3 separate regions of the Homo sapiens genome follow, and regions 1 and 2 are each linked to region 3. Evidence: chromatin loops called from intact Hi-C (ENCODE). Cell type or tissue: ascending aorta. All regions are shown on one strand.

The links. A loop is a pair of places that touch in the nucleus more often than their neighbours do. Peaks named below come from ENCODE experiments on the same cell type or tissue, not always from the same donor. Only the 100,000 strongest peaks of a DNase experiment are listed, where the experiment ranks them.
Region 1: it touches region 3 in a loop (4-fold over the local background); 10 of 110 quality-filtered maps call a loop at or near these places.
Region 2: it touches region 3 in a loop (2.1-fold over the local background); 6 of 110 quality-filtered maps call a loop at or near these places.

What each region holds. Positions count from the first base shown.
Region 1 is chr1:180,527,630-180,530,129 of GRCh38, forward strand. No RefSeq gene overlaps it. Among named protein-coding and RNA genes, the nearest start is that of ACBD6, 26 kb to the left of the region's middle. In ascending aorta, no CTCF peak of the experiment used is centred here; a DNase peak (open chromatin) is centred at 1,542; H3K27ac peaks cover 2,255 bases.
Region 2 is chr1:180,912,187-180,914,686 of GRCh38, forward strand. It overlaps KIAA1614, which reads left to right and starts at 711. Exons shown (of 9, transcript NM_020950.2): 1 at 711-1,107. The coding sequence starts at 1,058. It overlaps LINC02816 (long intergenic non-protein coding RNA 2816), which reads left to right. Exons shown (of 4, transcript NR_185877.1): 4 at 1-1,870. RefSeq lists a silencer at 507-806. In ascending aorta, no CTCF peak of the experiment used is centred here; DNase peaks (open chromatin) are centred at 175, 735 and 1,032; H3K4me3 peaks cover 2,239 bases; H3K27ac peaks cover 1,722 bases.
Region 3 is chr1:181,083,261-181,085,760 of GRCh38, forward strand. No RefSeq gene overlaps it. Among named protein-coding and RNA genes, the nearest start is that of IER5, 4.2 kb to the right of the region's middle. In ascending aorta, a CTCF peak has its summit at 1,193; a DNase peak (open chromatin) is centred at 1,161.

The DNA of each region.
Region 1 (2,500 bases), 560 kb before region 3:
CTCAGACTCTCAATTTAGTGCTCAGTGACCCCAGTGCTCAGTGACCCTGAGGAGGTCAAGGTGAATCCGAGCCCTGTCAAAATTCTCACCCTCATTTGCTGGAAACTCCATTGATTTAATGCTGTGGTTCAGGAGTCTAATCTTTGGAAAACCTAAAAAATAACCTGGTCAAATCTTAATTACTAAGCATAGCATCATTTATGATTTTGACTTTGTCAGAATTGGTCACTAACTTTCCCCGTTTTAAAACACTTCAGAGCTATTTGGAGCCAGGAAATATCTCTACGAGGAGGCTAATCCTGTTAGGAAACACTGTTGTCCTCTTTTTTTTTTTTCTTGAGACGGACTCTCACTTTGTTGTCTAGGCTGGAGTGCAGTGGTGTGATCTTGGCTCACTACAACCTCCACCTCCCAGGTTCAAGCGATTCTCCTGCCTCAGCCTCCCTAGTAGCTGGGATTATAGCTGCGCACCACCACACCCAGCTAATTTTTCTATTTTTAGTAGAGACGAGGTTTCGCCATGTTGGCCAGGCTGGTCTCAAACTCCTGACCTCAGGTGATCTGCCCACTTTGGCCTCCCAAAGTGCTGGGATTACAGGCGCGAGCCACCACGCCTAGTGTTGCCCTCTTTAATGAGTGCTACACAAATGTCTTGGTGATTTCACATCCGCAGTTGTTGTGGGGTGTGTTTTGTTTGTTTGTTTGTTTTATTTTTTGTTTTTTGAGATGGAGTCTCGCTCTGTCGCCCAGGCTGGAGTGCAGTGGCACTATCTCAGCTCACTGCAAGCTCCGCTTCCTGGGTTCATGCCATTCTCCTGCCTCAGCCTCCCGAGTAGCTGGGACTACAGGTGCCCGCAACCACGCCCGGCTAATTGTGTGTGTGTGTGTGTGTGTGTTTAGTAGAGATGGGGTTTCACGTTGTTAGCCACGCATTTCTTGAGGATTAGACTGCTGTTGCAGATGAGCGCCGTCCTCTGTCTCTGAGTTCCAGGGTTTGTGTTCATGGAGGTGTCTTGTATGGTAGTTCCCCAGCACTGAGGCAGTCTCACCTCCATGACAGAAGCAGGAAGATTGTTTTGCTTTTCTGATATTTTCTATGGAAGATGCTTTTGTTTTCCAGTGTTTTCTATTGAGGAATACTAGCTACCTCTAACTCAAAACATACAGGAAGCTCTCTATACTTATCATATTTTAAAAATGTTTTTTAACCAAACTAGCTTTCCTAAATGGTTACTATACATTTCCAGTGTATTTCGAAAGGAAATTAATTCTCACTTCATGACTTCAGCAAAATAAAAAGCAAAACAAACACTAGAGTACTAAAGGAACAACTACTCGAGACATCGTGTTCTCTTAGTCACAGGCACATAGGAGGGAAAATTCAACTAAGCCTCATTTGGATGTATTAAAATAGCCTTTTTCCTAGCTCAGAATCACATTTCAAAGGGTGCCTAGGTGCAAAGCTAAGCCAAGTATAACCTAGCCACAAAGTAGTGCCAAGGGTAATACACTGTTTTCTGTTTTGTTTTAAGCAATGAAACACAGCAGGGAGCTGAGAACATGCACAGAACCAGGAGCAAGCAAACCCGAGCTGCAGGGAGCTGGGTGTCCTTGGCCAACTCACCCAACCTCTCTGAGCATCTTCATTTAGAAAATGAGCGGCTGGGCATAGGGGCTCACGCCTGTAATCCCAGCACTATGGGAGGTCGAGGCAGGCGGATCGTTTGAGACCAGCCTGGGCAACACAGAGAGACCTCATCTCTACAAAAAATTTTAAAAAATAAAAAATTAACTGGACGTGGTGGTGTGTACCTGTAGTCTCAGCTACTCGGGAGGCTGAGGTGGGAGGATCACTTGAGCCCACAAATTTGAAGCTACAGTGAGCTAAGATTTGTGCTCTAGCCTGCCTTAACACATAATGACCAAGTGAGAAAATGTATACAAAAGCACTTTGTAAATGACAGGTTTTTCTACAACACAAAGGAATCATAGAGGTGGCTATTTGGGGGAAAATGAGGTATGTGCAAAGCTTCCTTTTAAAAGGTGACTTTTATGTCTAGCATTTTTGTGTGATTTAAGTTCAGCAATTAGAGGATCATTATTTAATACCCTAAGAAAATACTGTTATATTGTGTCTTCCAAATGAACTATTTCTGTTTTTACTGTCACTTGGAATGTTCTCCATGAAAGAAAAGTATTTAAAGGAAAAATTACCTGGAAGATAATGGGTGAGATTTTTATAAGTGCCTTCTGTATGGGGACAAAGGGCTTTTTCTGCTACACCTCCTGAACAGTTTGATTTATTTGACAATATAATACATTTTTTCAAATAAGATGAGGAAATAGGTGTTCCAGCAAGTGATATGGGGGTGGCAGAGTGGGGAGGTGTTAAGGGGAGGGTGTCAGGGAGGGAGGAGAAAAGAATATTGGGAAGAGCTGACCAGGAGAAGTCTCAGGCAACCATACTGAGTATCTTCAGAATTGTAGTCGGGTACACAAG
Region 2 (2,500 bases), 170 kb before region 3:
TTTGGGCCGCGGCTGCAGGGAATGCCCCTGGTTGCGACCCCCGTCCCGCGCTGGGGAAAGTGATCTGCTCGAGAGCCCCCAGGACCCTGAGAACCGGTCCCCACCCAAGGCGGCGGCGGGCAATTCCGGCACCGCGGCAGACGGGATGCGCGGAGCGCGTTCCCTCCGGGTTTCCCTCACGCCTCTGGAGAGCGGGAACCAACGACCTTGACCTCGGAGGAAACGGCTCTACGGAGCGATGGACGGCCCCACAGAGAGGGCGGCCGGCTCCTCTGGAAAACTTGTCCACACAAAAGGCATTCCTCAGCTTCCACCCCGAAAGGCGAGCCCTGGGTGTAGGGTTACCAGCGGCGCGCGGAGCCCGCCGAGAACGTGGTGCGCCCCCAGCTCCTGCCCGCGCTCCCCGGCCTCCGTGCGCCCCGCGCGCCTCCGCTCTTGCGCCCGCTTTCCCGCGGGGAAGGGGCCACCGCCCTGCGAGGCTGGCGGCCGCCCCGTCGTCCCCAAGCTCGGGGCCGCCCTGGACTTCCATCCCGCGCCTCTGACGGCCGGGGACACTCGCTCCCTGGGCCGCGGCTCAGGAGAGGCGGCCCCGCGGGGCTCCGGGCGGGGTGGGAGGCCGAGGCCCGGCTCCTCCAGCCCCTCCCGCGGCCCCACCTCTCCGCGCTCGGCTCCCTCTGCCCAGCGCGGGCCGGGAAGGCGCGGGCTTGGCCGCTCTTCCCCTCCACGGCAAAGCCGTGAACGGACAGCTGATGCCACTTCCTTCCCTGCCAGCGCCCTCCCTGCCCGACCCCGCTTCCCGTCCTCTCGCCGGGAGGGAGTGCGGCCCGTGGGGCGCTGCGCCGGCCAGACCCACCCGGGGCCCGGGGGCTGCCAGCAGAGCCGGGAGCTGGCCCGGCCTCGGCGCCGTCCCGGACCCCCAGTCGGCCGCGCCCCGAGGGGCGAGGCCTGCGGGCCGCACTCCCTCCGGCCCCGGATTCGGGGCTGGAAGTCCCTCCCCGAACCCAGCAGCTGGCCTGGGAGGGAGAAGGGGCTGGAGAGGGCCTGGCCTCTCCGAGGGATGGAGGGGACAGAGGCGGCGGCGGCCAAACCCGCGGGCGGCAGCCCCCAGTGAGTATAGAGGAGGCAGCGCCGGGCCGGCCGGGCGGGGGTGGCGGACCGGCGGGGCGGAGGAGCGGGGAGCCCAGGTCGCCCCGGCCACTGGGAAGCGGGCCTCCCACGGGCTCGGAGCTGGAAGGGTCGTGGGGAGGCCCGCCCTTCACGTCCATCTTCGTTTGGCCCCTCTGAGTTAGGGGAAATACATCACAGTGCTTGGGCCATAGAACCAGGCAGCTCCGAGCTGACCGATCTTCCCGAAAGCCCGTGCCCAGGGGACTCCAGTGGGAGGGTCTCATTCTTTAAGGTCTCTGGCGTGCTGTTCCAGAGTTTACCCATCAACAATTCTTACTTTAATTTTTTGGAGCCAGGGTCTCGCTCTGTCGCCCAGGCTGGAGTGCAGTGGTGCGATCATGGCTCACTGCAACCTCGACCTCCCGGGCTCAAGCCCGGCCTCCTCTGGCTTCAGCCTCCCCAAAAACAAAAAGTTATTTTAACTTAACAGAAATTGCTCATATTACATTCTAATCCCCTGTTTTCTGGATTGGACTTTAGAGGAGAAGAAGGAGATGCAAAGAGAAACTTGCTGCATTCTAGATTAACTCATAGAACAAATTATTTCTGTCCTCCTAAAGATAATCCTTAAACTTTACTGGCTTAAAACTGGTGTGACATTTCGCATTATATGTGTATTTTGCTTTATAAAATATGTGCATTCCTGAAAGCTTGTGTATAAATTGAATTGTAATAAACGACTACAGAGAGACTTGCCATTTAAGAGAATTTTATGGTGAATACTTGGTCCGTGTTACGAAGTGGATAACTCCTAATTTGTAGTGTATACACATAAGGATTTTTATGCACAAAGTTTACTTCAAGGGGGGGGGGACATCTAGATGTGTGATATTAAAGTTGTATTTTTCTCAGAAGGTAGAATCAATATTAAAACGCTGTGGCATGTAGATATGCATGCAACACCCTGAGTCAAACCCCTGCTCACCTTCATTCCTTGTGAAGGGATAAACATCAGCCATGCTGCTAAGGATCTGTGCAGCGCTGACAAGCCACCTAGCCTCTGGGGATGGAACATTATCATTTACAGAATAAGGGGAGTAGGGTTAAGTGATCACTACATGTTTTGGAAAAGGCCTGGGCTTGGAATGAGAAGCTTTGGTTTCCAAACTGGGCCTCCTCTTAGCACCTGTGTATTGTAATCTGTGCCTCAGTTTCTCCATCTGTAGAAGTATATAATAAAGCCATTCTTTCTTTTCTTTTCTTTTCTTTTTTTTGAGACAGAGTCTCGCTCTATCGCCCAGGCTGGAGTGCAGTGGCGGGATCTCGCCTCACTGTAACCTCCGCCTTCTGGGTTCAAGTGATTCTCCTGCCTCTGCCTCCCAAGTAGCTGGGA
Region 3 (2,500 bases):
GAGGCGGGCGGATCACAAGGTCAAGAGATCAAGACCATCCTGGCCAACATGGTGAAACCCTGTCTCTACTAAAAATACAAAAATTAGCCAGGCATGGTGGCGCACGCCTGTAGTCCCAGCTACTCGGGAGGCTGAGGCAGGAGAATTGCTTGAACCCGGGAGGTGGAGGCTGCAGTGAGCCGAGATTGTGCCACTGCACTCCAGCCTGGGCGATGGAGCAGGGCTCTGTCTCAAAAAAAAAAAATTAAAATTAAAATTAAAAAAAAGAAAAATGAAAAAGAAAATCAAGCAGCCAAGAGAAAAAAAAAAAAAGATGTACAATATCCAGAATAGTGAGAGAAAAAAGGAACAAATTAAAAAGTGGATTTGGGCCAGGTGCAGTGGCTCATACCTGTAATCCCAGCACTTTGGAAGGCCGAGGCAGGTGGATCAATTGAGGTCAGGAGTTTGAGACCAGCGTAGCAAACATGGTGAAACCCCATCTCTACTAAAAATACAAAAATTAGCCATTGTGGTGGCATGCGCCTGTTGTCCCAGCTACTTGGAAGACTGAGAGGCGGAAGTTTCAGTGAGCCATGATCACACCACTGCACTCCAGCCTGGGCAACAGAGTGAGATTCTGTCTCAAAAAAAAAAAAAAAAAAAAAAAAAGTGGATTTGTCTGTTCTCAGAAGAAAAAAAGGAGTATCACTTACATAAAGTGCTAATAATGTATTTTTATAGATCTTTTCCCCCTAAATATTTAGTATGTCATACAAATGACTATTTGATTGCATAAGCAATTTTGACACTGCCCCTCACCCCCCACCAATTGAAAATGTCCTAATATTGAAAGGTAGGGACAGTGCAAATAACTTATTTTTCTTTCACCAACTCCCTTCTTACTAATTGTTACTTCTCACATAGCTACCGTGTGCATAATCTGTAGTGGGTTTGCACAGACTAGACGTAATTTAAGGCAAGTTAAGATCTTTAATCATCTGATAATAATACTTAGCCTTCAATTAGTTGTGTAAACAAGGGCGTAAATAGTGTCAACAGCAGTGGGCAGAGCAGCCTGTGCGACAGGAATCCACAGGCTTGAGCCCAGATAGCGCCTGAGTGACCTCAGACAGCTGTGGAAACAGCAGAGCCCAAAGCTCCTTGTACTAATCTGCCTGTGCCCAGCAGAGGGGTGAAAAGACAGAACAGACCTGTGGGAGGTGCTCTGGCCTTTTCTTCCAGAGCAGTTGGTTCCTCTGTTCTTCTGACAACCCTACTGTTTCTGATCATGCTGCGAACTTCTCTTTTCAACTGACAAAATCTCAGAGATGGATGATGGCAAATTCTAACTCAGTTCCTGCTTGCTAAATCTTAAAAGAATATGCTATCGTCCTGCTTTTTTTGGTAGGTGGAGGTGAAGTTTCCTGATCATACGAACTCGGGCCCTCCAGACATGAGTTCTAAAGGTTCCATTTCGTTGGCTCAGGATCAAAGAAAATCCTGATAATGACAGTGATAATGTGCAACTTGCAAGTCATCAGACATTTATTAAGCACCTATTATGTGGTACAGCAGAAAAAGCATTAAAAATTCAACAAGTACTAAGAGTGTACCTACTATGTGTTCAGAACTGTGCTAGGCACTGGTGTGATAACAATAACCATAATAACAACAATAACTAAGAATTATAAGTGTTTATATGGTGCTAGGAACTGTACTAAGCAATTTAGTTATTTTTATTATTCCCATTTTTCACAGGAGACTGAGGCACAAAGAGGTTAAATAACTTGCCTATATAAGCAAACTAAAATATGGATTTCCCATTTCACCTAGAGGTGAGATGACTTTCCAAAGGTCACACAGCAGTGAGAAGAGGAGCCAGGCAATCTAGCCCCATGACCCCACATTGGAGCTTTAAGTAGGTTAAATGTAAATGAAGATAATGATATCTACTTTCAGAACTTTATAAATGTGCTAAATAATGCATGTACTATGTCTAGCACAGTGCTTGGTAAACATTATTATTATTAGGAATTCATTAATCCAAGTGTATAATCACTCAGTATGCACTGGTACAGCCAACCCAGTTGTTAAAGTATTGAAATGTTTCCATGTCAGTTGATAGAACCTCTGCCCTAAGCCCGTGAGTAGCCCCCTTACTGGCCATGCAGCCCCTCTTGCAGGAGCCCTCCAAACCCCTAGCATTGTAAGGGCCTCCAGGACCCTGTTCTGATGGTTAGTGCCTGTACTGCACCAGCTGTTATGTATTTTCACCATATCCTGGCTACAAATATGAGCTGGGCTCCTGCCTTCAATGAGGGCATAGTCTGGGAGGGACACTGGGCATGACAGGAGAAAGTGATGAGGGCAATGATGAAGGAGTGTGCTGAGTACAGTGGTGGATGATGGAAAAGCTCAGCTCAGGCAGGTCAGAAAGCCTTCATGGAAGGCAAGAGGCTTGACACTAGCAATAACCTGCCTGGATGGGTGAGTGGGAGCATCCCAGATCATCACTAAA